Regions from separate parts of the Homo sapiens genome. Here all the other regions are linked to region 1. A link is a contact called in ENCODE Hi-C or POLR2A ChIA-PET data. All regions are on one chromosome and are shown on one strand. Each heading gives the region's core, a stretch centred on a gene start or an enhancer-like site at or near the end of the contact. The rest is flanking DNA. Distances are from core to core; before and after follow the strand shown. Region 1 holds the start of NGDN (neuroguidin). Region 2 holds the start of CBLN3 (cerebellin 3 precursor). Region 3 holds the start of DHRS1 (dehydrogenase/reductase 1). Region 4 holds the start of OXA1L-DT (OXA1L divergent transcript). Region 5 overlaps SLC7A7 (solute carrier family 7 member 7). Region 6 holds the start of MRPL52 (mitochondrial ribosomal protein L52). Region 7 holds the start of PCK2 (phosphoenolpyruvate carboxykinase 2, mitochondrial).

Region 1 (4,274 bases), core at 878-3,377:
GCCTCAGCCTCCAGAGTAGCTGGGACTACAGGTTCAAGTCACCGTTCCTGGTGGACAATTATTTTAATAATCAAGGCCGGGAGCAGTGGCTCATGCCTGTAATCCCAGCACTTTGGGAGGCCGAGGCAGGTGGATAGTGAGGTCAGGAGTTTGAGACCAGCCTGGCCAACCATGGTTTAGTAGAAACCCCGTCTCTACTAAAAATACAAAAAATGAGCTGGATATGGTGGCGGGTGCCTGTAATCCCAGCTACTCAGGAGGCTGAGGCAGGAGAATCGCTTGAACAGGGAGGCAGAGGTTGCAGTGAGCCAAGATCGCGGCACTGCACTCCAGCTTGGGCAACAGTATGAGACTCCGCTCAAAAAAAAAAAAAAAAAAAAAGGCCGGGCGCGGTGGCTTACGCCTGTAATCCCAGCACTTTGGGAGGCTGAGGCGGGTGGATCATGAGGTCAGGAGATCGAGACCATCCTAGCTAACATGGTGAAACCCTGTCTCTACTAAAAAAAAAAAAAAAAAAAAAAAAATCAGCCGGGCGTGGTGGCAAGTGCCTGTAGTCCCAGCTACTCGGGAGGGCGAGACAGGAGAATCGCTTGAACCCGGGAGGCGGAGGTTGCAGTGAGCCGAGATCGCGCCACTGCACTCCAGCTTGGGCAACAGAGCGAGACTCGGTCTCAAAAAAACCCAAAATATGGCAGTGCAATTTGTTTTCTCATTGCTATCATAAAGCATATGAACAAACTAAATTTCAAATTCCCCGAAAAGGAAAAGTTTATTGCTGATCTAATTAGACAGGTCCGAAAATTTATGTAGAAATAGAAACTTTTCATAATACAAATCTTGATAAAACATTACAAAAGCTACTGGATAATTGACTAAGTATGCTGCAACAGCATCCTGAGCTTCCACAGTGGGCCTGAAGCAGCAAATTAAATGTTAGAGGAGTGGGGACTGAACACCCTCCTGCCTTCTTGAATCCAGCAAGATCTAGATACCAGGATTTCCTTACCTCACCTGCCCAGATACAGGTGTTATTCTTAATTCCAAAAGACAGCTTCAAGTCGGTAAGATCTGATTTCTAGACCCAGCTCTGTTGGACGAGTTGTGAACAAAAAATTATACACTATCATTCACCCTTTCGGTGCTTTATTTCCTAAGGCATGGGATGGGAACAATGAGTATCCGTCCAACCTACTTCACCAGCTTGTGAAAAACCAGAGTGAGAGAACACATCTGAAAGCACTGGGTAATGATGAGGCAGGTTATACTGAAACATGCACTGCCAGAGTTTGAACCAAGTTCTGCTGAAGACCTGTGTGACCGCGGTAAGTCATGTAAATATGAACCGTTCCCCAATTTGTAAAACGTATTCTTTTCATGTCCCCAAACTGGTAGGAGCGAAGAGTGTCGGGGCGTTATTGGAGCCGTTTCTCAGCGCTCCACAGTGCACACCAAGAGGGCAGGTGTCCTCGCACTCGGTTTCTAAACTCTGGCTCTGGGCTTCTCTAGCCTCGCTCTCTTATTTACAGATGAAGAAGGCTCAGAGACCGAGTGACTTGTCCACGGTCACACAAGGAGTAGTGTTACAGAATCGATTCCAGGGCCACCGGGTCTGTAAGGCATTTGGCGCGGTGGCCGTTGGATGAGCAGCCAGCAATGGCGGCTCTGCAATGTCGACACCGCAAAGCCAAGCCAAGGCCCATCACCTAGCGGCCGGTTCACGCACTACAAGAAAAGTGCCGTGAAAAAAGACTCTGGGTGCTGCGGCAGACGGGAGCCAATACGCGCTAAGTTCGCTCTGCTAATTCCTTTTTTCTATTGGTCCTTCCAACTGTCAATCAATTATTTGACTGTCTCTTATTGGCTTGCCGTCAATCATTTTACTCAGTCTACCAATCACACGCTCTTTGCCAAGTGCTTTTTTTCGTCCTGACGACTCTTTCTGAGTCTGACGAATTTAGCCAGTTCCTTTATTCCATTGGCCAGATCAGACTCCTCCTCTCGTTTATCCTGTTGGGGGCGGAAGTGAGAAAGCCCTTATTCGTATTGGCTTAGATTTGCAAGCGGCAGTTGTCTATCAAATCTATCAAGTCGCCCTTAGCGCTCAGGAAGTACGACACCGGAAGGGGTGGGCTTTGCGAAGATGGCGGCGCTGGTGAGTTTGGTGTGGTTTCTTCCTCGCGTAGCTATTGTGGAGTTGTCCTTTGCCTTCAGCGGCTGGAGGCAAACTGTTGGTACCAGGGAAGGGTGGTGATGAAAGTTGCTTCAGGGAGGCGGCCTCCCTAGAGTTACCGTTCCTGTCCGGTAACCCAAGGGGCTGGCTTTAAGGCGAGTCTGTGAACCCGAGTGTGAAGGCCCCGAGTCTGGGTGTCTGACGGAGAGAGGGCAGTTTCCCACCCTAGACGTTCCACTTTCCTATAATCCTGAGGAAAGAATGACTTTTCTTTACGCCTCCTCTCCCTTCTGTAGGGGGTGCTGGAGTCCGACCTGCCAAGTGCCGTGACACTTCTGAAAAATCTCCAGGAGCAAGTGAGTAGTGTCGCCTCTGGAATAAATTAGTCACGGATTGGCTTTGAGTTTGTGTACTTCACCTCAAAACTTTGGTGATTGAGATACGTGAATGCTTCCAAAAACCTTAGAGTAAAATGATGTAATCAAAACCTTTTCACGCCAGAATTCTAAGTAATTGATTCTGCACCCAAGGGAATACAAGAAACTCCAAAAAGAAATTATATGAATAGTTTTCCTTTATTCATATAGCTAAGGAAACCAGTGCTTGGAATGGTAACATGACTTGCCCTTTGGGTGCCCAGGTAATACACACTTATATACAGATGCTTCTCGACTTAACGATGGAGGTTATGGCCTGATAAACCCATTGTAATTCGAAAACCTCATAAGTCGAAATTTAGGCTTGATGCCGCTGCCCAGCATCACGAGAAAAGGACGGTTTCTACCGAATGCATATTTCTTTTACACCCTCGTAAAGTGGAAATTAAGTCATAAGTCGGGGAGTTATGTAGTTCTATGCATTGTAAGTTCAACTAGTACAAACAAAATTACAGTGCTTCAGTCACTACTCTCTCAGTCCTTTTCTCCTCCCTGTGGTTCAGTAAAAGATGGTCTCTTCTTTAAGAAGTGGAAAGTTTTTTTTTTTTTAAACTTTTTGAAGAACCATCTCTCCTATGCTTTCCGAGAAGTGAGAAGATAGTACTATACTTTAGACAGTGTTTCAGATAATTTTTAGGTGGCATTGTTTAGCTTTTGCTCTTCACAGTTTGCAGACATAATTTGATATAATCTAATCACTTGTTTTATTTGGGCTAATTTCAGGTGATGGCTGTAACTGCACAAGTGAAATCACTGACACAAAAAGTTCAAGCTGGTGCCTATCCTACAGAAAAGGTAAGATGTACTCAAACAGTAAGCATCCCCTGACTTAATGTTCTCAGTAGTTCTTTCATTGTATGTTTATTGTGTCTTATATATCCTAAGTGCTCGAGCTTCAAACATAAATATGATCCAGTTTCTGTGCTGAAGTCTAGAGGGAAGACAAAGCAAAGCAATAGATGTAAGTATTAATAGTAGCAGTCACATTACAGAGTTATGAGTCTCCAGCCAAAGAGAGGGATTAATTAACTGCCAGAAGAGCAGAGGGATTCAGGACAGGCTTCCCAGAGGAGGTGATAGGATTTTGAGGAATAAATGGGAGGGACAGAAAGAAGGAACATGTGCAAAGGCACAAAGGCCTGAAAGTATGGTGATAAGGGAAAGGAGTAAGTCATTTTTGTGATAGGATGTACTTTCTGTGTTATGTGTGTTGGGGGTAGGAAATAAGACTGGAAAAGTCACTCTGAAGATTACTGTAGGCCAACTGAGGAGTTACTTTCAGATTTCATCTAATCTAAGACACTTATTAATTGGGACATATCACTTATTGTATATATTAAGAAAAAATGTGACAGGCCGGGCATGGTGGCTCATGCCTGTAATTCCAGCACTTCAGGAGGCTGAGGCTGGAGGATCGCTTGAGCTCAGGAGTTCGGGACCAACCTGGGTAACATAGTGAGACCCTACAAAAGTTAAAAATTAGCCGGGCATGATGGCATGTGCCTGTAGTCCTAGCCACTCAGGAGGCTGAGGCCAGAGGATTGCTTAAGCCTGGGAGGTTGAGGCTGCAGTAAGCTGTGATTGTGCCACTGCATTCAGCCTGGGTGACAGAGCAAGACCCTGTCTCAAAAAAAAAAAAAAAATTGCTTATGACATAATACCAAGAT
Region 2 (4,274 bases), core at 1,775-4,274, 960 kb after region 1:
CTATAGTGTCTCACTGACCACCATTCTCTAGTTGTTTTATTGATAGATTCATCCAGGCTGGGCCAATGGGACAGCGGGATAAGAAAGAGAGAGGGAGGGTTTAGCATACTGGCAGGAGAGGGTCTGAAGGAATGAATCATGGAATCCCAGGTAATAGGAAGCCTAAGGAGGAGAATAAGACAGCACAGATCAGGAGAAAGAGAGATAGTGGGGATATGCTGGAACAGGTACAGTGAAGATAACTCAGTGAGAGAGCTGGGAGGAAGGAGGCAGCAGTCAGAGTGTGGAGGGACTAAAGTTCAAACTTCAAAGGTGGAGCAGTTTCAGGAGGTGGCCAAGCAAGAGGATGCATGGTTATCGATGTTTTCCATGGTCCACTTCCAGCTCTGTATACCTGCTCTCAGCTCTGCTCTCAGCCAGAGCAAACACACTCACCCTAATCTCAGGTGGGGAGGTAAGGGCCAGAGTCCATCTGGGATCCAGCATAGAAGGACAGCCAGGATTGCTACCTGCTGGCTGCTCTGCTATACATGCAGAATGTGTACCATGTTCAGTCTAGACAATACACCCTCCTTCCTTCCTCACCAGCCACAGACTCCAGGCCCTTCCCACCCTTCTGCCTGTGGCTGAGCCTCCCACCCTAGCCCATACGGTGCTGGTTCAGCTTCTGACGGTGCTGGCTGAGATCCGTGATGCTGGCTTTCCTCACAGGAAGAAGCCTGCAGGGTACGCTGAGGCTTGTCCATCTGGGCTCCTGTGGGGGCCTGTCAGGCTCACCTGCGCCACCTGTCCCTGATCAGCATTGAGCAGGAAGCTGGGGTGGGGGAACCGGAGGAGCAGAGGCCGCAAAGTAGTGCAGATCTTCCTTCTTGCCAAACCTTGCCCTGATCCTAGGGCTGCAGGCAGGAACAGATGCAGCAGGTGGCTGGGAGGGTAACTGGGGGTGGGTGGGTGGAAAGGCCTGGTCTGGAGATGCCACAGCTCTACTCTTCTCTTAAACTTGGGTGTTTGGCACAGGGTCCCATGCAAAGAGGTGGGATAGGAGCCAGAGGGAGTCTCTCTCCTGCCTCTGCTGTTTCTGGGGCAAGAGAGGGCAGAAGAAAGTTGTCAGGGGCTGGATTCTTGTGCTTGAAAGACTTGGGTCCTCAGAGAGGGAAGATGAGGAAGCCAGAGAAACTTGAGTATTTCCAACCACCCAGTAGATTCCCCCGACGCAGGCGCAGAGACACTCGGTCCCCAGGGTCCAAGGGCAGTAGCACAGAGCTGGTGGCTGCCTCCCGGGTCACGTCAGGATCATTGGCAAAGGCTGAGATGACAGGCCACGTGTTCAGCATCAGGCTCACCTGGGGAGGGGAGCCCAGTTAGCCCCCATTCCCCAGCCCTTAGCTCAGGACCCCCCACTTTCCCAGGAGCTTCCTCTTGGGAAGCTGGGTTTTAATGGGCTCTCCCGGGAGGGCTGAGGGGCGGCCAGCATTGGACTCTGCACATCCTCCACACTCAATGCAAGGCAGGCCCATTCCTCCCCTGGTCCTGGCCTCCAGGACACAGGTCAATGGAGAGTCCACCCGGAGGTCAGCTGGGCTCCCCTTCTTCCCCCTCCCCACCCTCCTGAGCCGGGGATGGGGGCCAGTGCTGAGGTCACCTGGACAGTTTGGCGGTTGTACACCTTCACCACATGGAACCGGAAGCTGTAGACACCCCGGACAGGGGCTACGAAGGAGCCAGAGGCCCGGTCAAAGCCACCGCCCTCGTTCACCAGGACCTGGGGGAAGCAGAGCCTGCTGAGTGGGGCTCAGGAAATGCCCATGGCTCAGGGGTACCATGGGGACTAGGGGCAGGGGCAGTGAGTAATGAATAGAAGGAGTGGCAAGTAGGAGTGAATAGGAGTGAACAGATTCAAAAGAAATGGTGAGAAGGGGCAAGGAGAGGGCTGCGTATGGGTGGAGGGAGGGGAAACCGTCGGTGGGGTGGTGGGGCAATAGGCCAGATTAGTGAAAGATGTAGGAAGCTGTTTTCTTAAAGCCTCAGAGACAGCAAAGTGGGCTTGGACAGTTGCTTCCAGGTCCTTGCAGGGTCTTTCCAGGTCCCCTGGACAGGGGTAGGGGGATTACCTGGTCGAAGTAGATGGCCCCACTGGTGCCATTGCCGGTTTCCCCTGCTGGCTCATGGTGGTGGCTTCGGACCGCAGCAAATGCCACTCGCCCAGGGGGTGCCTCTCCCAGGGCTGCTCCCCCGGGCCCCCCTGCAGCAGCTCGGCCAGGCTCACAGACCACCAGGCACTCCCCCTCCAGCAGGACGGGCTCTGACCCCTCCTGGGCCCACCCGGCCCCCAGGGCCAGAAGCACCAGAACCAAGGGCAGCCCGGGACTGTGTAGGGGACCTGGTAGCCAGTGTGGCTTGGCTCCCAACATGGCTGAGGGGCTCTGCAACCCACAAGTGCCCCGGTCTTCTGCCCCTCTTCTGTTTCCGCTCCTCTCCCTGGATTCTCACCGCCGGCACCCTGATCGTCTGCCCTCTCTAGGCTCGCTGAACCCCCTCTCCATACCTGTGTCCCAGCTCTGTCCTGCCTCCCACTCTTACTCCTGCTGTCACTGCAGTTCCCTCCTCCTTGGCAGAGCATGCAGTGACAGCAGTTGGGCTTTGGGAGAGAAAGGAGGGATGAAGCCGCCTGCCCACTGGACGGGAGGGCTGCAGCCAGAGCTTCAGGGCAGCCCTGCTGGATGGGACAGCACTGAGGGCTGGACCTGGGGGGATGGAGAACATGGTATGTGTGTGTGACGGGTGTGACAGAATGTGTGAGTGTGTGCATATGCCAGAGGCAGCCCCTCAACCCCTTCCTCCTACTCTTCCTCTCTTCAAAATCCCCCACAAATCAACAGCCCTTCTTCGTGGCATCTTTCCGTTTGTTGGAAGAAAGGGGTACTCCACCACGGGTACCCTCCGCCTCCCGCCTCCCGCCTACCCCCTCCGCCACGATTGCTTTGGTGGAAAGTGCTTGGGCCTAGAGCACCAGTGGGCCAGTCACGCTGCCTCTTTGGTCGGCCACATCTTTATTCGCGGGAAACAACTTTCAACGCATGGTTCCCCTTTCCGAGAAGTAACTGCGCAGAATGCGCGAGGACCCTGAGGGCCGGGAGACAGACGGGAGGGCTGGTGAGAAGCGCAAGGGGCGAGCCCTGGAGCCGCCGAGGGGACTAGGCCGAGCGGGCCCGTCGGGGCCTCTGGGCGCGGCGGCGGGGTTGGGAGGAGGGCGCGCAGCCGGGAGGAGCTGGGCTGACTCCGCCCCAGGCCAGGAAGTGACTCAAGAAACAGTTTGCGTGCGATGTGGACAAGAGAGGTCCCCGCTGGGTGAGGAACCCGGGAAGGCCCGCCCAGATTCGGGCCCCCTGCCCTTGTCCCCTGGGCTGGGGGCGCGGGCAAAGCGGGGGCCTGGCGGGCGCTGAGAGGACCTGAAGCCGGCGCGGGCGGCGGAGGCGGTAGGCGCGCCCCTCCACCGCGCCCGGGAGCGGGGAGCGGGGGCCGCGGTGCGGAGTAGGCCCGGCCCGGGGTGGCTGCCCCAGTCCGCGGTGGGCGGGCCCGGCCCGGCCCGGCCCCTGGGCCCTGGGCGGTGCTCCTGGCCCGACGGAGAGGGGCAGCGGACGGCTGGGGGAGGGGTGGGAGTGGCTTGAACCTTGGAAATGGCAGACCAGGGCCCCCAGAGGACAGCCTAGTTCAATCCCCTGCTGAGGATTCGTCCTTAAGAAGCTTCAGAGTGCCCCAGGAGACTCCTTCTGGCCTCCAGGCCGAGCTGGAGCCCCCCCACCCTTCTTGCTCCGGACTGTGGTCATCCTTTTCCAAAGCCCAGACGCCCACTCTCGATAGACAGCCTTGTTTACCGGGACTTCCTCTCCGGAGAGGCCTGCGTGACATACACCCTCCCTACCTCCAGTGGACTCAGATGCTTGTCACCTCCTGGGGCTGTTTACCAGAGCCTTAACTAGGTGCGACCTGTTGATAGCTGGTGTAGTCCCAGGAACCAGGATTTGGATGGAGGGTACAATGAGGCTCTGAGCTGCCTTCTCCCCTTCCAGGGCTGGGGGCAGCAGCCATGCCTACCTGGGGGGCCCGCCCCGCGTCCCCAGATCGCTTTGCGGTGTCTGCGGAGGCTGAGAACAAGGTTCGGGAACAGCAGCCCCATGTGGAGCGCATCTTCAGCGTGGGGGTGAGCGTCCTTCCGAAGGACTGTCCGGACAACCCCCACATCTGGCTGCAGCTGGAGGGCCCCAAGGAAAACG
Region 3 (4,274 bases), core at 1,775-4,274, 830 kb after region 1:
ATTGTTGACCAGCACATCTAGACGCCCTTGCTGTTCCCGATCCACTTGCTCAAACAGGCTTCGCACTTCACTCTCCTGGCTTGAATCGCACACCACAGGCACACATTGGCCCCCGAGGGATTGTGCCTGGAGTAGGACAGGGGATATGAGCTCACATTCACACATGGGTGTGAGTCATGACAAAACTCCCCAACCAAAGTGGGCTTGAGAACTGAGAAGACAATCAATCCTAGGAGAGCCTGCTGCAGAGGCAACATGGCAGGCAACGCTGCCCTCTGGTGTCTGTTTGAGTAGTTTCAGGAATGATAGGCCTCCCCACCACAGAGCAAGGTGAATTGCAATGTAAGTTTTAATAATCTACAAACATTTACTGAGGCCCACCATGTGCACAGCATTGTACTTTGCAAGTAGAGGGTAAGAACAAGTGAGGCATGGAGTCTGCTCTTGAGAAATGAGTAAGCATCCTTTTCCTTGTTGTGGTCATTTCCATCTCTCATGCCCTTAGCTCCCACCCTACACTACTCACCTAAAACCTCTACTCAGTCCCAGTTGTCTTACCCTCACTCCACCAATGCTCCTGGTTGGTAATTGAAAAAACCAAAGCTATCAGCCATGAATGATTTCTACTTCCTGTTCTGTCTCACTCTCTACAAATGCCCACAAACCTCCAACTTCAGAGGAAGAAGAGTCCTTTATCTAAGAACAATCCTCCTATTCTCCAAATTTATGCTCTGGGTCCCCGCCTATTACCCTCCTTGCCTGAACTACTGCAATGCCTCCCAACGACTCACCTGACCTCCAGTCTGTCTGCCTTAAATTAATTCTTCATAATCCAGCCAGTACGACCTATCTAAAACACAAACCCTGTTCAAAATCTCCTAACTGGATCTCCATCTCTTAGAGGATGAAGCCTGAGTTCTCTATTAGGGTCTTCCAAGACCCACTCTTTCCTCTCCAGCCTCTCACTCACTACTCTTCCCTTGCATTATCTCACACATCTACTCTTTCACACAGCGTCCCTATGCTTATGGAGCTCCCTCTGCTGGAATGCTTTTCCTAACTTCCTTTACCTAATTCTTACCTTTCAAAACTCAGTTCAAGAACCACCTACCTCCTCCAGGACGCTTTCCCAAACCACTTTCCCTAGCCACTCTCCTATGTCATCTGGATGCTCCCCAACACCCCTAGAGTATTCTGTGCATATCTCCCTCTTATAATTTACCATATTCACATTACATTGAAGTGACTGCTTTCTGTACCTGACTTCCTGTTGGAATCTATCTTCATTTTTAATTAAAATTTTTTTTTTTAGAGACAGGGTCTCACTGTCACCAGGCTGGAGTGCAGTGGTGCAATCATAGCTCACTGCAACCTCGAACTCCTGGGCTCAAACGATCCTCCTGCCTCAGCCTCCCAAGTAGATGGTACTACAGGTGCAGGCCACTGTGCCTAGCTAATTATTTAAAAAATATTTTTTGTAGAGACTGGGTCTAGCTATGTTGCCCAGACTGGTCTCCAACTGCTGGCCTCAAGTGATCTTGCTGCCTTGGCCACCCAAAGTGCTGGGACTACAGGCATGAGCCACTGTACTCCACCATGGACTGAATCTTTGAAGAGCAGAAATTAGATTTTATTAGTCTTGGTAACTTCAGTGGTTTACCAATGCCTAGCAAATCATGGATACTCAAATATTTATTTAACTGAAGTCTAGTAAATAAGTAAAAAATGTGCAGTTCAATAAAGTCTTGCCTGAAATAGAGGAAAGCACAGGTCCACAACCCTTTAGTTGCAATTCCAAAATCTCTGCTCTCAAACAAAAAGTTTTTTACTTTTCTTTCTTTTCTTTTTTTTAATACAGTGTCTCGCTGTGTCGTCTAGACTGGAGTGCAGTGGTGTGATCATGGCTCAACTCCTAGGCTCAAGCGATCCTCCTGCCTCAGCCTCCGGAGTAGCTGCTGGGACTGCAGGAACGTGCCACCATGCCTGGCTCAAACACAAAGTTTTTTCATAAAACTCACTTGGCGGCAAAATTCTACCTTACCTGAAGTTATTTACGGGGTTTTTAATTTCCACTTTGAATAAATATTCACATCTTGTTGAGTAGTATTATAGTTTCAGGTAAGGGATTAGGAAAGGAGCTGTTAAGTGGAAGGGCTCTCTCGGGTGGTTTCTGCAACTGTGGTCCCAGAGGAAGCACTCACCTCCTGAGCAACAACGCGAAGGGTGTCCAGATGGCGGCCAGTGATGTAAACTGTGGCGCCTGCTTTGCAGAGCTGCAAGGCAATGCCACGGCCAATACCCCTGGAGGCACCAGTCACCACACACACTTGGCCATTCATGGGAGCTGCCATGACTCACAGGCAAAGGAGGCAGGTCTGTGGAAGCAAAGACTTACTCTGAGGGAAGCCTGGAGACTGTGTGTGTGTTGGGGCGAGGTTGGGGGGTAGGGGAGAACCTCACTAGGGCTAAGAGGAGGAGCCAAGGTAAGAATCCTTTGAGGGGAGAGGAGTCAGAGGCTGACAACTGGGTGCGGGCCTGAGGACAAGGCTGACTGTCTTTTGGGAGGCCCAGAGAGTGAAGAAGGGGCTGAGTGGGACTGTCCAGAGGTGGACAACTACTACAACCCTCTGAGTGTGGCTGCCTGGATATGGGAATCTGGCGCGGCAGCCCCTCGGGGCGCGTCCACGCAGAGTCCTGGGCTATCTGAAGCTCCGGTCCCTGGCCTGACCCAGTCCGGCTGAGCCAGAGGCGCAGCTTCCGGGCCGGGGATGAGCGCGAAGCCTGGAGATCCTAAGCCCTAAGTGGGACGAGCGTGCGCCGCTTACCTGCCACCTGCGCTGCCGCTGAGGTCTGCAGATTGCGGGGCTGCGGTGGAAGTCTGGGTTCTCGCCCAGATTGAGCCGGCGACGTGGAGGCAGTGTTCAAGGATTGATTCTGTAGTAGGACCCGGGGCGATTCTGTGCTGAGGTAGAGGGGCAGAGTCCCAGGCCAAAGTTAGAACCTGCGGATGGGGGCGGAGCGATCTGGGTGACACACCCACCCCGCCCGGCTGGGGCGGCGCGGAACTATGACGTAGTAGCTGCGTCAGGAGCGCGCCCGCGTTTCTAAACTTTGTCTGGATAAGGCGCACGCTTGGCGACGTCGAAGGTCCGTCCGCAGTTAAGGAAGCTTTTGCAGCCGGACAGGTCGCGAAGCACACATGGGGCAGGGTCCGCGCTCTCCACACAAGGTGGGGCGCCGGTTCCCAGCTGGTGGCAAACGGGGGCGCGGGGCCAAGGGGTCGGGGCGCCCCTTACCAGGCCGTAAGCGGCAACCCTGGCCGCCTCCGGATGGGCGCTCGGAGCCGGCTCCAGATTCGCACCCGCACCTGAGCCCGGAAGCTCTGGGATATTTCCGCCGGGCGCTGTCAGCATTGAAAGAGGCTCCCGAGACTGGGGAAGAACGAGGTAGGCAGCAACTTCGGGGTTTAGACCAAGAGCATCAAATCCAGGGCAGGCAAGGAAACTTTCTAGGGTCGGCAGGGCGTGGGGACTTAGTTTCATTTCCCATGTCCTCTTCCTCGGCCTCCGACCCACGACCCTTGGTTAAGCGAGGGTACATAACTGTATTCTCTACTAAGTCTCTTCAAAGTGTGTCTTTCTTCCCTTTTCAGATCTGATGGTGCACAATATAATGAAGGAAGTAGAGACTCAGGCCCTAGCTTTGTCCACGAACAGGACTGGCAGTGAGATGCTGCAGGAACTGTTGGGATTCAGTCCCTTGAAACCGCTTTGTCGCGTGTGGGCTGCTCTGCGCTCTAACTTGCGCACTGTGGCCTGTCACCGATGCGGGGTCCATGTATTACAAAGTGCTTTGCTACAGCTCCCTCGATTGCTGGGGAGTGCTGCAGAGGAGGAGGAGGAGGAGGAGGAGGATGGAAAGGATGGTCCCACGGAGACCCTGGAGGAGCTGGTCCTGGGACTAGCCGCTGAGGTGTGTGATGATTTTCTTGTCTACTGTGGAGACACACATGGCAGCTTCGTGGTCAGAACTCTGCTTCAGGTGTTAGGAGGGACTATTCTGGAGTCTGAGAGAGCCAGGCCCCGTGGTTCCCAATCATCTGGTAAGTATTACAAGAGGAAAGTGGACCTAGGGGGAAGAAGAATTTAGAAAGTTCAGAATGAGACAGTAAACAGAAGAGTAAGTCTTCATGGGGGAGCTTGACCGGGAAGAATTAGCTTGACCTGTCCTAATCTGAACAGGGCTTAGCAAGCCAAAGATTAGTGTGTGCGGAG
Region 4 (4,274 bases), core at 1,003-3,502, 700 kb before region 1:
CCCAACCCACAGTATCTTCCAAGTTTGCCTGTACATTTTAGCTATCTATTATTAAACAACTTAGTGGCTTAAAACTACAATAATTTTATTTATTTGCTTGTAATTTTGCAATGTGGGCTCAAATAGCCTTTCTTTGCTCCACACGCAGTCACCTGAGGTGGCTCCAGTGGGCTGGAGAATCCACTTTTTAAATGGCCTTCTTCACGTGGCTGGCAAAAGTTGGTGTTGACTGCTGGCTGGGAGTTCAACTGAGGCTGTTGGCCCAAACCTCAGTTCTTCTTCACATGGTTGGTTGGGCTTTTCACAGGCAGTAAGTCTGAGAAGTCAAACTTCTAACACAGCAGCTGGCTTCCCCCGAATGCAAAAACAGAAGCTATCAGGCCTTCTTAAGGCATAGTCCCAAACTGGCATAACATCACTTCCAACGCATTCTACTATTGATTAAAGCAAGTGACAGGCCCAATCAGACTCAAGAGAAGAGAACTCCTAAAGGTGCAAATATTGGGAAGCCTGGTTCATTTGGGGCCACCAAAGTAGCAGTGTACTGTAAGATAGTCACCCTGCCAAGTGTTCTGTAGCTGTATATTTGTAATTACTTCTAATTGTATTGAGTTTTAAAAGTAATCTCTAAAAAAAAATCAGTGTTTCCATATCAAAAATCTATTGATGTTTATAATAGCATCCAACATATGCAAGTGTTAGCTCATACCACTAATTATTACTAAATCAGTATTATAGTTCTTTGCCTCCTATTTTCGCCATATCTGTCAGGTACATTCATAATCGTTCCAAATGAGCAGTCACTGAAATAATTTCAGGTTATTGTATCTTTCTGAAACTATAATTTGTTGTTTAGAAAGTAATCTGCATATTGAGAGACTTTGTAAGGGTTCAAACATAATCAAACTCCACCTTTCTGACCAGTAACTTTTTTCCCTGAAGATGAATGCTTTTAACTTCAAGAAACAGAACACCCAAGCAACAGACTTAGAGTCTAAACAGTAAAGACCTTTAATCATCTTTTTTTTTTTTTTTTTGAGATGGAGTCTGTCGCCCAGGCTAGAGTGAGGTGGCTCCACCTCGGCTCACTGCAACCTCCACCTCCCGGATTCAAGCGATTCTCCTGCCTCAGCCTCCCTAGTAGCTGGGACTACAGGTATGCACCACCACGCCCGCCTAGTTATTTTGTTTTTTTGTTTTTTGTATTTTTAGTAGAGACAGGATTTCACCATGTTGGCCAGGCTGGTCTCGATCTCTTGACCTAGTTATCGAGACCACCTCAGCCTCCCAAAGTGATGAGATTACAGGTATGAGCCACTGCACCCGGCCAAGACCTTTAATTAACTTACACAACAAAGTCTGGAGATAGGCAGTTCCAAGCATGGTACAGCAGCTCAATGATATCATCAAGTATTTGGGTGTTTTCTATCTTTGCCCTCAACCATCTTCAGCACGTGAGTTTTTCTTTCCTTTTTTTTTTTTTTTTTGAGACGGAGTCTCGCTCTTGTTGCCCAGGCTGGAGTGCAGTGGCACAATCCCGGCTCACTGCAACCTCTGCATCCCGGGTTCAAGTGATTCTCCTGCCTCAGCCTCCCGAGTAGCTGGGATTACAGGCGCCCACCACCACGCCCGGCTAATTTTTGTATTTTTAGTAGAAATGGGGTTTCACCATGTTGGCCAGGATGGTCTCGACCTCCTGATCTCGTGATCCACCCACCTCGGCCTCCCAAAGTACTGGGATTACAGACCTGAGCCACCGCGCCCGGCCTGCACGTGAGCTTTTCATCTGGAAACTTGTCCCCTCATGGTCAGTCCTCACACCACCCCACTTACAGAAGAAAAAAATGGAAAGGTGAAGTCTCCTCTGGAAGCTTCGTCTTTTTATCTGGGAGGAAAATATTTCCCAGAAGCTGCCTTCTTTTAATTTCTGTCAGACTCTAGACTACCCTCAAATTTCACTGGACCTGCGATTACAATATTACCTAGCAATAAGAATCAAAAGAATCGAACATCATTGAGTGGGAAAAATCCTCTGCAAGTACAGCCAAGCCTTTTCTGAGGCTATTTTTAAACTTACAAATCAGAGGACAATCGCGACATTAGAGGAAAATTACCCAGGTTTACGCCATCACTAACGATGATAGCTTACGATGATAGCTAACCCAGCTCTTCAACTTCCTTTCAATCTCCAGAAAAGGCTCTCTGCGTGCTAATGGTAACGTGGCTTTACAGATTTTTACCCACTTCAAATATGGCCGCCAAGCTCCGTTCTCTTTTACCGCCTGATCTGCGGCTACAATTCTGGCTTCATGCCCGCCTCCAAAAGTGCTTCCTCTCGAGGGGTTGTGGTTCTTACTGCGCAGGCGCAAAAGCAAGTCCTCTTCCGGGCAAAATGGCGATGGGACTAATGTGCGGACGCCGGGAGCTTCTGCGCTTGCTACAGTCCGGGCGTCGGGTAAGGATGCCCCGGGGCAGAGCACCGGGATGCTGCCCTGACCCAGTGAACCAGGCCCCAGGACAGCTCGTGCTAGGGGTATCAGCAGACGCTGACCTGCTCACCGGGACCTGAATGTCATGACCTCGGGTCATGTGAGGACGCGCTAGGGTTAGTCCCCGACACTATGGGCCCAGCAGCCCGGTGTCAGCTTCTGGAATTGGCTTGGCTCCTGGCGAGAGCACCTCGGCCTCGTTCTCAGGGCCCTCCGATGTGGGTCTGCGATAACTGAGATGCGGGGAACCCAGGTTCGAGCTTCGCTCTGCAGGCACCACCCGCTGCATGCCTTCGGGCTAGCGGTCTGCGCGCGGTGATAGCAATGTCCTCCCCTGTAGTGGCCGAGCTGCCTGCTTCTTGGGGAGTTAGCATAATGAATCCCGTTTGCACCCACGCGAGGACTTCTGCTCCCGGTAAAGGGGCTCCATCATCCTTTTACACGCTCAGGTCCACAGCGTCGCAGGGCCCTCGCAATGGCTTGGGAAACCGCTGACCACACGGCTCCTATTCCCAGCAGCCCCGTGCTGCTGTCGCCCACACTACCTCTTCCTTGCGGCTTCCGGCCCCCGCAGCCTCAGTACCTCTGCTATCTCTTTTGCAGAAGTCCAGGTAAGAGGCCTTTCGTTCCTGCAATATTAGGAGTGGTGTTTCCTGGTTGGTTTCATATTTTGTTTTGTTTGGGAGCAGGGGGAATATGGAGCAGAGTTCTTGTCCACGCTCCACACAGCTCTCCAAAATGATAGCATCTCTGCTTAGGATGGATTTTCAATTCAGTGGGGAAATGATTGAAAGTACAACAGGAGAGATGTTATATTTGGTTTTCTGAGCTGTTTTAAAGAAAAGCAATTGTTTCATGTTAATATATGGCAAAAATCATGATAGTGATATTCAAATGGCTGAAGTTTGGAAAACAGTGATAAAAGAAATAACTTCCCAGCATGAAGGGAAGTCATGGATTCTTACTCAAAGTAACTTCTCTTCCTAACTATTGATAAAAATGAGATGTCCTTTTTAAGCTTGAAATCTGCAGACACTAGGCTAACCTGGAAGAACAAGAAGTAGAGAGAACAGAACCCAGTACTGGTTATTATAAAAAGATCTCACTTGCTTTGTGTTCGCTACTGAATAAATATAATACAAGGCTTTCTTTCACACAGGTTCAGGCCCCTCCTGTTGTTGCTGCAACTCCCTCACCCACAGCAGTACCTGAGGTGGCTTCTGGAGAGACTGCAGATGTAGTCCAAACTGCTGCAGAGCAGAGCTTCGCTGAACTGGGGCTGGGGTCATACACCCCAGTGGGACTGATCCAGAATTTACTGGAATTTATGCATGTTGATCTGGGCCTACCTTGGTGGGGGGCCATTGCTGCATGTAAGGGGAATATACCCTGGACATGGGTTAGGGATTTAACCTCATAGATGGCAATTCTTTGAATGGATTCAGGAAGTAGTTGCAGAAGCTCTGGGGTCAGAAGAGCAGATGATTTCAAATGAGCAATAGAGGTTCATGATACCTAGATGCACTCTGCCTATATTTCTTAAAGAGCATTATAAAACCACCAGATCATCTGGGATTCAAGAAGTGTAGATATTTGAATACAAACATGGGGTTAGAGTCAGGGGACCTTATTAACAGTCATGAAGCTATCCTGGTTTAGAACAGAGGTTCAGGTCAGGCACTTAAACCCCTAAATTGGGAAGCCACTAGCATTGCTTTTGTAAAGGCTAGAACTCTGCTTTGAATTATGTGTCTTTCTGCCACGTTGCTCCATCAATTATCTTTT
Region 5 (4,274 bases), core at 616-3,115, 680 kb before region 1:
AAAATTAGCTGGGCGTGGTGGCGGGCACCTGTCATCCCAGCTACTCAGGAGGCTGAGGCAGGAGAATCGCTTGAACCCGGGAGGTGGAGGTTGCAGTGAGCCAAGATCCTACCACTGCACTCCAGCCCGGGCGACAGAGTGAGACTCTGTCTGGGAAAAAAAAAAAAAAAAAGTGAACAATCTACGACTACAGACAAAAATACAGAAGAATCTCAAACATAATAAGCAAGCCAGATGCAAAAGTGTACATATAGATTATATCCATTTACATAAAATCAGAGAAAACTAATCAATGCTACTAGAAGTCAGAATAGTGATTTCCCTTTGTGTGGGGTGGAGAGGCAGGGACTGGGAAGAGCATAAGAAGGGCTCAAGGGTGCTAGTTACACATGTGCTCAACTAGTGACAATTCATTAAGCCATAAACTTATGAGATTGCACTGTTCCTTCTGTATATTATATTTGAATAAAAAAATTAAAATTGAACCAAAAAGTGAGGTTAGCAGAGTATGGCTTGTTCTTAGTGAATTCATACACGTTACTAATGATTTCCCACCCTTCTGCTCGTACTTCACTAACCAGATTTAACTTACAAGCCTAGAATTTGGGCAAGAATCCACCTTAAGTTATCACTTCAGAGTGCTGCTCATCCACCTCCGGTGGAAAGCTGGGCTATCACTTGTGGTAGGTAGACTAATGGCCCCCCAAAGATGTCCACCCCCTAATCCCTGGAACCTGTGAGCCATGTTATATTGCATGGCAAGGGAGAATTAAAGTTGCAGATAGAGGCCAGGCGCAGTGGCTCATGCCTGTAATCCCAGCACTTTAGGAGGCCAAGGCGGGCAGATCACCTGAGGTCAGGAATTCTAACCAACATGAGTCAGCCTAACCAACACGGTGAAACCCCGTCTCTACTAAAAATACAAAAAATAGCTGGGTGTGGTGGTGGGTGCCTATAATCCCAGCTACTCAGGAGGCTGAGGCAGGAGAATTGCTTGAACCCAGGAGGCGGAGGTTGCAGTGAGCCAAGATCACACCACTGCACTTCAGCCTGGGCAACAGAGCAAGACTCTGGCTCAAAAAAAAAAAAAAAAAAGAAAAAAGTTGCAGACAGAATGAAGATTGCTAATCAAGTGACAAAACAGGGAAATCATTCTGTATTCTCTGGGTGGGCCCAATGTAATCACAAAAGTTCTTAAAGATGAAAGAGGGAGGCAGAAAGGTCAATGTCAGAGTAGTACAATATGAGAAAGACTCTCCCAGTTACTGCTGACTTTGAAAATGGAAGGGTCCATGAGACTCTAGAAGCTGGGAAAGGCAAGAAGATGGATCCTCTCCTTAAGCCTCCAGAAAGAAACACAGTGCTACTTCATATTAGCCCAGTGAGACCCATTTCAGACTTCTGACCTCCAGAATTATGAGATGATAAATTTGTGTTGTTTTCAGCCACTCAATTGGTGGTAACTTGTTAGAGAAGCAATAGAAAACTCATATGTTGGCTGGGCACAGTGGCTCGCTCCTGTAATTCCAGCACTTTGGGAGGCCAGGGTGGGCTGATCCCTTGAGCTCAGGAGTTTGAAACCAGCCTGGGCAACATAGAGAAACCCTGATTCTACAAAAAATACAAAAATTAGCTGGGCCTGGTGGCGTGCACCTGTAGTCTCAACTACTCAGGAGGCTAAGGTGGGAGAATTGCTTGAGCCTGGGGAGGTCAAGGCTGCAGTGATCCTTGATTGCACCACTGCATTCCAGCCTGGGTGACAGAGCAAGACTGTCTCAAAAAAAAAAAAAAAAAAAAAAAAAAAACCTAACTGCAGGCAGAAAACTGGAAGTAGCACTGGGTGGTACTATTCATTACATTTGTTGAAAAATGGAGAAAGGGGAAGTGAAACCCTTGACAGCTCACTGGATCTTGGTGTACTGAAATTTCCCTCTCACTGCAATCAAAAGAATCTAAATGTGACCTTATGCAAAGAAGGCAGGCATCCCTTATGATAGCAGATCCTCAAACAAGTATGTACCTCTCTCTTTAATGTACTACATGAATCCCAGCTCTTCTAGCAAATCATCATTTTTGAACAAAGTATACTCTTTCATTATCATATTCTAATCAAATATCGCTGATGCCTATGAAATTGTTTCCTCCTTTCAGTAAAAGGTCAAATACGGGCCGGGCACAGTGGCTCATGCCTGTAATCCCAGCACTTTGGGAGGCGGAGGCAGACGAATCACGAGTTCAAGAGATTGAGACCATCCTGGCCAACATGGTGAAACCCCGTCTCTACTAAAAATACAAAAATTAGCTGGGTGTGGTGGTGTGCGCCTGTAGTCCCAGCTACTGGGGAGGCTGAGGCAGGAGAATCACTTGAGCCCAGGAGGCGGAGGTTGCAGTGAGCTAAGATCGCGCCACTGCACTCCAGCCTGGTGACAGAGCGAGACTCCGTCTCACAAAAAAAAAAAAAAAAGGTCAAATACGTTTATTAGCCTTACTTGTAATATTTGTAGATAAGAGTTCAAAAGCATCATTTCTGATCTTCCATCCCATTTTCTCCAAATGCGTTACTGAGCAACTCCTCTCTGCCTTTATTCTCTGCTATGTAGTCTCCAAAATACCCAGATTTATACTTTTATCTAGGCATTTTTCTCCTTGCCTCTAAAATTTCCATTCTAAAGCCTTATTATACACATCTCTCCCAATCCCTATAAACCTCCTCTATCCCTTACCAGGAGTTTATCTTTCTGGTATCTTAGAATCTTAGAATTTACGGTTAGGAACTCTGTTCTGTGTTCTTTTTTCTTTCACATACACAGCCTTCAGCTGACAAAGAGACGAAAATTCCACCTGCCACTCAGTTTGCTACTTTAAACTTCACGTCACCAGTGAGACATCTCAGCTATCTTCTGACTGGTGACATCATTCATCCCACAGCAATTAGCAGAAGGATAGCAGTCCCTAGGCTTAATTGGTGTGAGCAAGCTCTTGGTCACATGTTGCTCAGAAAAACTGCACATTTCTAGGTTAGGCTGGGTCTGTGTATAGTCAGATGCACACTATTCCTGGGGGAAGGCCAAACCCCACAACTGGCATACTCAGGCCTGCTAATACCCTGGTGTCTCCAAAATACTCTACCACTGCTGTTTCCTCAGAAGGTCCAGATATAAGCTCTCTGGAAACGCCTCATATCTGTTACCTAAACCCAGAGATTTCAAGTCTCTTCTTCCTTTTCTTTGCTGCATCCCCATTTGTTTTGTCTAATGTTGGTTTGGGAAAATCTCTACACCTTTTTTTTTTTTTTTTTAATTGAGATGGAGTCTCGCTCTGTCGCCCAGGCTGGAGTGCAGTGGCGCCATCTCGGCTCACTGCAAGCTCCGCCTCCTGGGTTCACGCCATTCTCCTGCCTCAGCCTCCCGAGTAGCTGGGACTACGGGCGTCCGCCACCACGTCCGGCTAATTTTTTTGTACTCTTAGTACAGACGGGGTTTCACCATGTTAGCCAGGATGGTCTCAATTTCCTGACCCCGTGATCCACCCGCCTTGGCCTCCCAAAGTGCTGGGATTACAGGCTTGAGCCACCGCGCCCGGCCTGGAAACTCTCTACACCTTGAAATCACAATTTCACCCTGGCTTCTTTGATACATTATTTCTTCCACTCTCCCTAGGTGCTGTTATTTCTCTCAGATAGCAGATGGCCTTCAAATTATTTTACCTTTCAGACTACAGAAACCTTTTACTCCAGGTGCAGTGGCTCATGCCTATAATCCCAGCACTTTGGAAGGCCAAGACGTGAGGATCACTTGAGGCCAGGAGTTGGAGACCAGCCTGGGCAGCATAGCAAGACCCTTTCTCTACAAAAAAATTACAAATTAGCTGGACTTGGTGGTGCACACTGATGGTCCTAGCTACTTGGAAGGCTGAGGTGGGAAGGTCACTTGAGTGCAGGATTGAGCCCATAACCATGCTACTGCACACCAGCCTGGGCAACAAAGCAAGACTTCGTCTCAGAAAATAAAATAACATTTTTGACCAGGCGTGGTGGTGGCTCACACCTGTAATCCCAGCATTTTGGGAAGCCGAAGTGGGCGGATCACCTGAGGTCAAGCGTTCATGACCAGCCTGACCAACATGGCAAAACCCCGTCTCTACTAAAAATACAAAAATTAGCCAGCCGTGGTGGCGCACGCCTGTAATCCTAGCTACCTGGGAGTCTGAGAGAGGAGAATCATTTTGAACCCAGGAGGCGGAGGTTGCAGTGAGCCGAGATTGCACCACTGCAC
Region 6 (4,274 bases), core at 1,113-3,612, 640 kb before region 1:
AACAGTTGTACAAAATAAACTTTAGATCTCGACCAAATTTTGGAAGATCAGGGATTCTCTGGAGGGGATGCTCTCAGACCTCAGCAAATTGTCCTACTTGTTTGAGCCATAAAGTTAGCTCATGCTGGTACCAAGCACCGATAGGAGATTTCTTTTATTTTTTTGAGACGGAGTCTCGCTCTGTTGCCCAGGCTGGAGGGCAGTGGCACGATCTTGGCTCACTGCAATCTCCGCCTCCTAGGTTCAAGTTATTCTCCAGCCACCCGAGTAGTTGGGATTACAAGTGCATGCCACCACGACCGGCTAATTTTGTATTTTTAGTAGAGATGGGGTTTCACCATGTTGGCCAGGCTGGTCTCAAACTCCTGACCTCAAGTGATCCACCCGCCTTGTCCTCCCAAAGTGCTGTGATTACAGGCATGAGCCACCACGCCCAGCCAATAGGAGATTTTTTTTTTAAGGTCAAGGGCATCTCCACTCAGAATTCCTCTGTGCTTACCAAAATGTGAAACCCCAAAATTTGAGACAGGTCTCAGTTAATTTAAAAAGTTTATTTTGCCAAGGTTGGGGATGTGCCTGTGACACAGTCTCAGGAAGTCCTGAAGACATGTGCCCAAGGTGGTCCGGGCGTAGCTTGGTTTTATACATTTTAGGGAGACATGAAAATGTAAGAAGTCACATTAGTTCTGTCCAGAAAGGCAGAGACAGCTCAAAGCAAGGCCCCCTCACTGGGGGCCCCCAGGTCACATGTAGGTGAGAGACAGATGGTTGCATTATTTTGAGTTTCTGACAAGTCTTTCCAGAAGAGGTAGTCAGAATATGCATCTGTCTCTGTGAGTAGACAGATGACTTTGGATAGAATTGGAGGCAGATTTGCCCTGAGTGGTTCCCAGGTTCTCAGCTTGAAGAGGACCAAGATATTTTCCCTTCACACCTGGCAGACAGTTAATGGGCTCTTTTGTAGGAGTTTCAGGATTTATAAAGCACTTTCACTCACATTATCACTTTTAGATCGTTTTCACAAATGTAACATATTAAGCATTTTTAAAATTAAAAAATGAAGGATAAATGACTTCTCCAAGACAGTACTGAATAGCAAGTGATAAAAGGAGGGGAGTCGCCAATCAGGGTTTGCCACTTTCTAGTACCTACCTCACAGGGTTGTTGCAAGGATAATATTAAGCAATGTGCGGTGGTAGCACTTATAAAAATGGAATGTCACATCTTAGCTCCAATACAATACCCCTTTCTCAGGAAAGTCATCTTTGATGGTCTACTGTAGATCAAGTTCACACTATAAACTCACAAACAACATGTATTTCCTTTCCCAGCACTCAATGACAATATTCATGTATGTCATCATTTGATTGTCTGTTTTTTTTTTTTTAGTTGGAGTTTCACTCTTCTTGCCCAGACTGGAGTACAATGGCGCAATCTTGGATCACCACAACCTCTGCCTCCCGGGTTCAAGCAATTCTCCTGCCTCAGCCTCCCGAGTAGCTGGGATTACAGGCATGTGCCACCATGCCTGGCTAATTTTGTATTTTTAGTAGAGACAGGGTTTCTCCATGTTGGTCAGGCTGGTCTCGAACTCCCAACCTCAGGTGATCCGCCAGCCTCAGCCTCCCAAAGTGCTGGGATTACAAGTGTGAGCCACTGCACCTGGCCTGTCTTGTTTCTTTTATACCGAGAGCTCTATCAGGATATTGATGTCTGGTTTTGTTCTCCATAAAATCTACGCCTAATACAGCACTTATCACACAGAATTTTTTTTGAGACAAGGTCTCGCTCTGTTACCCAGACTGGAGTGCAGTGGCATGATCTCTGCTTACTGCAGCCTTCGGCCTCCCAGGCTCAAGCCATCCTCCCACCTCAGCCTCCCAAGTAGCTGGGACCACAGGCATGCGCCACCACACCCAGCTAATTTTTCATTTTTTTGTAGAGAGGGAGTTTCGCCATGTTGCCCAGGCTGGCCCAATTTCCGATTAACTCTAGATTTGATTACTTTTCTTAGTCTAGGAAAACTGTGTTACAGTGATGCGAGGATCTGTAGAATGACGTGGATGTTACCCCTGAGATCAAAGTTACTATTAATATCAATTTCAATGAACTAGAGACCGCTGTAGGGAGGTTGTGGGAACTGTTCAGAACGGCTTAATCTGGGAGGACACGACTTCCACTGAGAATGCATGCGCTGAACGACAATTCGTTTTCACCTCAAAAACCTGTACTGCAGTTTTGTCTCTCCTTCCGTACGATGACCCAAGATGGCGGAGCCGTGATTGAAAACCCAGATTCAAGATGGCGACTTCCTGCTTCCCCGATAGCGTCGCGCGTGGCCACCGAGGCCACGCCTACTTCCGGCTACCCCGGCTACTCCTGCTCAGCATGGCTGCTTTAGGGACTGTTCTCTTCAGTGAGTGGGTATAGATAGGGACCGTGGACTCGGGGGCCCTTTGGGGACGGGCACAGGACCCCTGATCCGGCTGCGCGGCCTCTCCCCCAACTCTGCTCTGTTCTCCCAGCAGGTGTCCGGAGGCTGCACTGCAGCGTAGCCGCTTGGGCGGGCGGCCAGTGGCGACTACAGTGAGTCCTGGGATGAGGGCACCTGGGGGACCAGAAGCTGGGCTAGGTCCTCACAGATCTGTTTTTCTCCACACAGGCAGGGACTGGCTGCCAACCCCTCCGGCTACGGGCCCCTTACCGAGCTCCCAGACTGGTCATATGCGGGTAAGCGCTGATCTGGCAGTTAACTCCACTGGGGAGATTTTCACCTAGAGGGAACGCCCCTGGACGGGGAGCTGGGGGTATCAAGGTGGGGGCGTGTAAAAGTGTTTAACTTTTTATTTGGAAAACGGAATTTGGGGAAAGAAACCCTCTTGTTTATTTTGTAGATTGCATTTCGACTAAGGAAGGTAAAGCTAAACAGGATCTTGGCTTGTGGAGATAAGCAGAAGATAATTCTGACTTGGGGCCGCCAGGGTGGAAGGGGGTGACAAGACTTCTGCGTTTTTCAAAGGGGGACATTTTTTTTTAACCAAGAACCACTTTTCTCTGTGGTTAGTGAATTTTCAGTATTTGGTACCAAATGCAGGGAGAGCTCTTTGAAAAGCTGCAGAAATAAGCGTCTCAGAGGGGTAGAAGGATGAAGACTATGGATGGCAGGCTCCCTTCAGAAAATTCTTTTACCTTTACTTACAAAAGAGAGAGGGAGGGAGAATAAATATTAGCCCTAGAAGGGAGAACCTTAGAGAAGTTGAAGCTACTCCCCATTCTCCTTATGAGACTCCAGTGTACAAGTAGGAAATTTGAGGCCTACAGAAGTGAATTGCACATGATCATACAGCTAGGTAGTAGCAAATCCAGGACTAGAACATAGGCCAGTCCTCCTTGACAACACAGAGATCTGAATATTTAATACCCTATTGTTGCTCTCTAGGGGTATGATCCTGCTTAATTGGATAATTGGTGACTGAGGAAGATGGTGAAGATTTTTTCTACTTGTTATTTACTGTAAGAAGCCTGGCATCTCCTTGTAGTAGTATGGACTATTGGAAAGACTCTGGAATTACATATGACTGCTTTTTTTTTTTTTTTTTTTTTTTTGAGATGGGGTCTTGCCCTGTCACCCAGGCTGAAGTGCAGTGGCATGATCATCGCTCACTGCAGCCTTGATCTCCTGGGCTCAAGCAGTCCTCCCACCTCAGCCCCCCAAGTAGGTGGGACCACAGGCACACACCACCATTCCTGGCTAATTTTTTTTTTTAACTTTTAGTAGAGACAGGCTCTTGCTATGTTGCCCAAGCTGGTCTTGTACTCCTTAGCTCAAGTGATCCACTTCAGCCTCCCAAAGTGCTGGGATTACAGGCATGAGCCACCACGCCCAGCCTATGGACCTTATTCTTAATCCAGGCTTCCCTTCTCGCTAAGTTTGTGGTCTTGGACAAATTACTTAATTTTATCTTAGTCTCAGTTTCCATATCTGTAAAAGAATACCTATCTCATGTGGTTCTTTTAAGGATAAAATGAAACAACCAATGTAAAGCATGTGGCATACACAATATTGGTTCCCCTTCCTGGTAAATAACACCTCTTCTCTGTCTTGCCTTCAAACTTTTGGGCAGAGTTTTCACTCTGTTTCTTTCTTTGCGGAAAGTAAACTACTTGGGTTAGATACTGCATCTTTTCAGCAAGTCAGCAGGTATTTATGGATTTTTATTAACATGCTTATGTGTCTACACTATACTGTGAATAGCAAAAGCTAGCAACACAGT
Region 7 (4,274 bases), core at 561-3,060, 620 kb after region 1:
CATGCTGCCACCAGTGTGCACACCTTTAGGCCCAAAGGTTGGCCAAGAGGTATGTGTTTGCAGCTGGGTAAGTGTGGACAGAGTTTGGATCTATGAACTGGGGGGAAAGAGATCCAAATACATATACCTGAGGTTGAGTGTAGGCTAGAGCCTGAGGGGGAAGAGACGGGGACCAGTAGCAAGCCCGTGGCTGGAGACCAGCTCTCCTTATCCCACTATGTTCCAGCATAGAACTCCAAGAAATCTGAGAATCAAGACTGTTTCTGTTGCAAGTGGCAGAACTCCAATTAAAATTAGCTTGAGCAAGAGAAGAAATGCATCAATTCCTGTAACTGAAATCAGGAATCCATTGCTCGCCATCTCCCTGCTCTGCTTCCTCTAGGCTGGCTTCTGTCTCAGCCAGGTTCCTGCTTTGCAGTGCCAAGCTAACACTCAGCAGCTCCAGGCTTATATTCTACCAGCTCAGCAACTCAGCAGAAAGAGAGCTAACTTCCAAAGTTTTAGAAAAAGTCCCAGAGAGGGATCTCATGCCCATCCTTGAACATCCTTGATTGCTGTGGCCAGAGTGAGGAACACAAAAGTTGGCTAAGCTGCAAGCCTACCCCCAAGAGGGGTGACATCAGACCCACATGACAATACAGACTGAGGAGATGGTTCCCCAAAAGAAAATCAGGGTGCTATTACCAGAAAAGGCGAGTGGATGCTGAGCAGACACCCATCATAGATATGCTGAGTTTGAGGTGCTATATAGCATTGTGGGTGATATCCAGTGGTCTCAGGTTGGAGAGAGATGTCCCAATGGAGGTATAGCTTGAGAAATCACCTGAGGACTTTATGATGGTAGTTGGGTGGGCAGATGAGTTTCCTCATTGGATTGTGGAGAGAAAGAATGACCAGGCCGGGCGTGGTGGCTCACGCCTGTAAATTCCAGCACTTTGGGAGGCCAAGGCAGGCGGATCACGAGGTCAGGAGTTGGAGACCAGCTTGGCCAGCATGGAGAAACCCCGTCTTTACAAAAAATACAAAAAATCAGCCGAGTGTGGTGGCAGGCGCCTGTAATTCCAGCTACTCTGCAGGTTGAGACAGGAGAATTGCTTGAACCCGGGAGGCGGAGTGTGCAGTGAGCCGAGATCGCGCCACTGCACGCACTCCAGCCTGGGTGACAGAGTAAGACTCCGTCAGGGGAAGAGGGGATGTGCCGGGGGAGGAGAATGACCAGATCAGAGGACCAAGGAAGAGACCCAGGGGTAGAGAGACTCCACCATTTCATGGCAAGGCAGAAAGGAGCCTTGATCAGGAGGAGAAACGGGGATTTAGGAGTTGGGGACTAAGTGGACCTTAGCATTGGGCACTTGGACTACAGAAAGGCCCAGGACTCAGGGTGTCGCGTCCCCAGGAGGAGGAACTGGAAAGGCAATGCCCAACCCCCTAACTTCTAGACGTCTGGCCCCTGTAGTCTCCCGCCCCTGGCCTCGCCCCTCGTTCCTAGCTTGTTTGCCACCTAGTGTCTCTCCCGGGAGCAAGAGTCCTCAAAGTTACATCATGTGCGGCTGGGAGGGCGGTGGCGGATGGGGGGCGGGGCCTCGAAGTCGGGGGCCGAAGAGTGGACCCAGTCCTCCAATGGGAGAGATGGGTTTGGCGGTTTGGAGGCAGGGGTTGGGGCGGCGGCTGGGCTGACCTGGAGCCTGGAGCCCCGGGGCCGAGGGAGCTGGCCTGCCAGCGGGGCGGAGGAAAGCTAGTGCCAGCCCTACCAGGTTCCGCCCCCGCGCCTGCCCCCCTCCTTTTTAAGCGCCTCCCGCCAGCCTCTGCTGTGGCTCGCTTCGCCGCGCTCCCTCCTTCCCCGCCTTCCATACCTCCCCGGCTCCGCTCGGTTCCTGGCCACCCCGCAGCCCCTGCCCAGGTGCCATGGCCGCATTGTACCGCCCTGGCCTGCGGTGAGTGACCCCCGGCCCGGGGCCCACCCGCACCTTCCGCTGCGCTCGCCCCCTCGGGGCTGCCAGTGGCGCTCTCCTGCTCTCAGCCTCCGCCAGGTTTCCCATCCTAGGCGGAGGCGGGCAGGGGCGACTGCTGTGGGTCCAGCCTCCCGCGCCGCGCGTCTCTTGGGAGGGCAGCCGGCCGGTGCTCCTCGTTTCCGCCTGCACCTCCCCTTCTCTGCCTCGCTCGCCTCTGACCGCGCGATCTCTATCTGCCACTCTCAGAACTTCCTCTCTCTCCTCGCTCCTCTCTGCTGAGCCAGGTCTCCGCATATCCTCCTTTCCTTCCCAGATACCTCCCTCGGACCTCTAACGGGCTCTCAGCCAGCGCCCCAGGGTACTTCGAGAGGCAGCAGGGCCCTGGGGACAAGGGTACGTGAGCCCCGGGAGACTAAGCTCAGAGCCCCCTAAAGAAGGTGGAAGGTTAAATATCCATTCCCGGCCTCTCCCGGACTGGAAGGACTGGAACCTGGCGGGAAGTCCAGAGCAGCCCGAGGGACCTGGGCCCAGGGGAGGGAGGCAAGCAAGGTGGGAGGAGGGCGCCAAGTTGCCTTCGTTTCTTACATAGCTGGCTTCTTCCTCCGTCCAGGCCTGGAGCCCCCAGGCTCGTCCTGTTTGTCTGCCTGTCCTCTTAGTCTCCTATTTATTCTCTGAGGCCTCTCTTCTCAGCTTTTGTCCCAGAGTCGGAAGTGACCCACATCTGTCGCACAGCCCGTTCCACTTGGGCAGCCCTTGTGGGTGGTCTCTGAAGGAAACGTCCCACTTAGAGGGCTGCAAGAGGGTGTGGGGGCTTCACAAGAGATAACGTGAGCCAGGCTCCAGGGAGAGAGAGGCTGTCCTCAAGACTGTGTGCTTGAAAACTGATGCTCACGGAGAACTTCCCTCTGAGGCAGGAACAGACCCAGGTCCCAGTAGCCCTCCTCCCCTGCCCCTGGGGCCACACTGATCATCTATCCTGCTTTAGCGGAAACCACCCCAGCTTCTACCCCAGACAGACTCAAGCTCCCGTATCCATGCTCTGAGCTTTCTTCCTTCCCCAGGCTAACACCCTCTGAGTCTGAGCTGCCAGCAAGCTGCTGTTCCACCCTCCCACCAACACCAAAGCTCTCTAGGCATGTGGCCTCTAGGAAGAAGAGCCAGGGGAAGCACGGGGTCACGTGGTCCTGGGTGTGGGGGCAGTTTCTGATGGGCGAGGCCTTGATAGAGGAGGAGAGTAACATCCCCTTCATGGTCTTTGCTCTCTCGGGTTTACTCCACCTTGAGTCCAGGCCAATCAGAGCAGACGTTGCTTCTCTGTCTCCCAGGGCCATGAGAGGACAGACAACAGGACGCTGACCTCCTGAGAATTAAGCCCATGAACCCCAGCCAGTGACACTCATTCCCCAGTGGTCAACCTTCCGCAGAGTTCAGAAATACTTACCCGAGGGCAACATTTTATGCAACCATTGTTGGTCCAAGTGGGCAGCAGCAGATCAGGGCCTGGAAGCCCAGCATCCAGTCACCTATTCTCTGTGCAAGAGCCCTCATCTAGAAACCTGGCACTGGAAAGACTGTGACCTTTGCTTGGGGCTTTCATAGTCTTACAGCATACACACCAGAAGGAAAGAATAAACACAGCTGCCATTTTAATTTATAAAAAACTATACTTGAAAATGGAAATAAAATGGATGAGGCTTCAAATACCAGACATATGAAATTGTCACCTGGGCCCAACTTCTTGTCTTGACACTTGGGCCAAAGGCCCCTACTCATTTCTTTTTTTTTTTTTTTTTTTTTTTTTTTTGAGACAGAGTCTTGCTCTGTCGCCCAGGTTGGAGTGCAGTGTCCCGATCTCGGCTCACTGCAACCTCCACCTCCCGGGTTCAAGCGATTCTCCTGCCTCAGCCTCCTGAGTAGCTGGGACTAGAGGCACACGCCACCACATCCGGCTAATTTTTATATTTTTAGTAGATGGGGTTTCACCATGTTGCCCAGTATGGTCTTGATCTCCTGACCTCATGATCCACCTGCCTCAGCCTCCCAAAGTGCTGGGATTACAGGCATGAGCCACCGTGCCCAGCCATCTCCCTACTTATTTCTAAACGTTGATTAAACAGTTAAACATGGGCATGGGCTACACAGGCAGTAACATCAGCATGCCTACATGTATACTTCCACACAGCCAGGCATGTGCCTTTTTTGCTCATTTGGCCATATCTGTCCCTCGCTGAGCAGGAGACACCCTCCTCAAGCCTCATAAAGGCTACAAGATACATGTGTCCTGAACACATCCCACACACCAACTGCAACCTGCTCTTCATG

What was found. A loop is a pair of places that touch in the nucleus more often than their neighbours do. ChIA-PET counts read pairs that join two places held with the same protein, here RNA polymerase II (POLR2A). Pooled maps may share reads with other maps.
Region 2: a loop to region 1 is called in a map of tibial artery, with 10 times the contacts of the local background. The contact joins the promoter of CBLN3 here to the promoter of NGDN in region 1. A Hi-C loop is called at or near these places in 1 of 168 maps with a recorded cell type or tissue (tibial artery) and 11 of 50 pooled maps. POLR2A ChIA-PET finds 5 or more read pairs at or near these places in 1 of 52 experiments (naive thymus-derived CD4-positive, alpha-beta T cell).
Region 3: a pooled map shows a loop between it and region 1 (9-fold over the local background). The contact joins the promoter of DHRS1 here to the promoter of NGDN in region 1. A Hi-C loop is called at or near these places in 1 of 37 single-sample maps with no recorded cell type and 7 of 50 pooled maps. POLR2A ChIA-PET finds 5 or more read pairs at or near these places in 1 of 52 experiments (activated T-cell).
Region 4: a map of CD8-positive, alpha-beta T cell shows a loop between it and region 1 (7-fold over the local background). The contact joins the promoter of OXA1L-DT here to the promoter of NGDN in region 1. A Hi-C loop is called at or near these places in 2 of 168 maps with a recorded cell type or tissue (CD8-positive, alpha-beta T cell and naive thymus-derived CD4-positive, alpha-beta T cell) and 11 of 50 pooled maps. POLR2A ChIA-PET finds 5 or more read pairs at or near these places in 2 of 52 experiments (A673 and activated CD4-positive, alpha-beta T cell).
Region 5: a pooled map shows a loop between it and region 1 (5-fold over the local background). The contact joins the enhancer-like site here to the promoter of NGDN in region 1. A Hi-C loop is called at or near these places in 1 of 50 pooled maps. POLR2A ChIA-PET finds 5 or more read pairs at or near these places in 2 of 52 experiments (HEK293 and activated T-cell).
Region 6: a loop to region 1 is called in a map of CD8-positive, alpha-beta T cell, with 13 times the contacts of the local background. The contact joins the promoter of MRPL52 here to the promoter of NGDN in region 1. A Hi-C loop is called at or near these places in 1 of 168 maps with a recorded cell type or tissue (CD8-positive, alpha-beta T cell), 1 of 37 single-sample maps with no recorded cell type and 6 of 50 pooled maps.
Region 7: a loop to region 1 is called in a pooled map, with 8 times the contacts of the local background. The contact joins the promoter of PCK2 here to the promoter of NGDN in region 1. A Hi-C loop is called at or near these places in 1 of 37 single-sample maps with no recorded cell type and 9 of 50 pooled maps. POLR2A ChIA-PET finds 5 or more read pairs at or near these places in 3 of 52 experiments (WTC11, activated T-cell and activated naive CD4-positive, alpha-beta T cell).

Annotation. Positions count from the first base shown.
Region 1 is chr14:23,467,576-23,471,849 of GRCh38, forward strand. It overlaps NGDN (neuroguidin), which reads left to right and starts at 2,128. Exons shown (of 11, transcript NM_001042635.2): 1 at 2,128-2,152; 2 at 2,467-2,526; 3 at 3,331-3,402. The coding sequence starts at 2,141. RefSeq lists a silencer at 1,755-1,804 and an enhancer at 1,891-2,831.
Region 2 is chr14:24,426,644-24,430,917 of GRCh38, forward strand. It overlaps CBLN3 (cerebellin 3 precursor), which reads right to left and starts at 3,025. Exons shown (of 3, transcript NM_001039771.3): 1 at 2,112-3,025; 2 at 1,643-1,762; 3 at 1-1,343. The coding sequence starts at 2,411. The coding sequence ends at 1,146. KHNYN (KH and NYN domain containing) reads left to right here and starts at 3,311. Exons shown (of 8, transcript NM_015299.3): 1 at 3,311-3,476; 2 at 4,071-4,274. The coding sequence starts at 4,088. RefSeq lists a silencer at 3,148-3,687 and enhancers at 3,718-3,897, 4,042-4,274.
Region 3 is chr14:24,296,756-24,301,029 of GRCh38, forward strand. DHRS1 (dehydrogenase/reductase 1) reads right to left here and starts at 3,025. Exons shown (of 9, transcript NM_001136050.3): 1 at 2,826-3,025; 2 at 2,202-2,375; 3 at 1-126. The coding sequence starts at 2,351. It overlaps NOP9 (NOP9 nucleolar protein), which reads left to right and starts at 3,095. Exons shown (of 10, transcript NM_174913.3): 1 at 3,095-3,446; 2 at 3,653-4,102. The coding sequence starts at 3,200. RefSeq lists an enhancer at 1,579-2,369.
Region 4 is chr14:22,764,310-22,768,583 of GRCh38, forward strand. It overlaps OXA1L-DT (OXA1L divergent transcript), which reads right to left and starts at 2,253. Exons shown (of 3, transcript XR_001750638.3): 1 at 2,115-2,253. OXA1L (OXA1L mitochondrial inner membrane insertase) reads left to right here and starts at 2,379. Exons shown (of 10, transcript NM_005015.5): 1 at 2,379-2,455; 2 at 2,939-3,100; 3 at 3,649-3,862. The coding sequence starts at 2,393. RefSeq lists enhancers at 974-1,537, 1,538-2,100, 2,101-2,664, 2,258-2,487.
Region 5 is chr14:22,788,551-22,792,824 of GRCh38, forward strand. The region is part of intron 2 of SLC7A7 (solute carrier family 7 member 7); the gene reads right to left. Among named protein-coding and RNA genes, the nearest start is that of OXA1L, 24 kb to the left of the region's middle. Within about 2 kb of position 1,866, at least 5 of the 41 ENCODE cell types and tissues checked have a DNase peak (open chromatin) inside an H3K27ac peak, as active enhancers do.
Region 6 is chr14:22,827,525-22,831,798 of GRCh38, forward strand. It overlaps MRPL52 (mitochondrial ribosomal protein L52), which reads left to right and starts at 2,363. Exons shown (of 5, transcript NM_180982.3): 1 at 2,363-2,416; 2 at 2,529-2,586; 3 at 2,663-2,730. The coding sequence starts at 2,389. RefSeq lists an enhancer at 2,267-2,346.
Region 7 is chr14:24,092,501-24,096,774 of GRCh38, forward strand. PCK2 (phosphoenolpyruvate carboxykinase 2, mitochondrial) reads left to right here and starts at 1,811. Exons shown (of 10, transcript NM_004563.4): 1 at 1,811-1,934. The coding sequence starts at 1,906. All of the region lies in intron 1 of NRL (neural retina leucine zipper), which reads right to left. RefSeq lists a silencer at 1,577-1,826 and enhancers at 1,834-2,483, 2,137-2,206.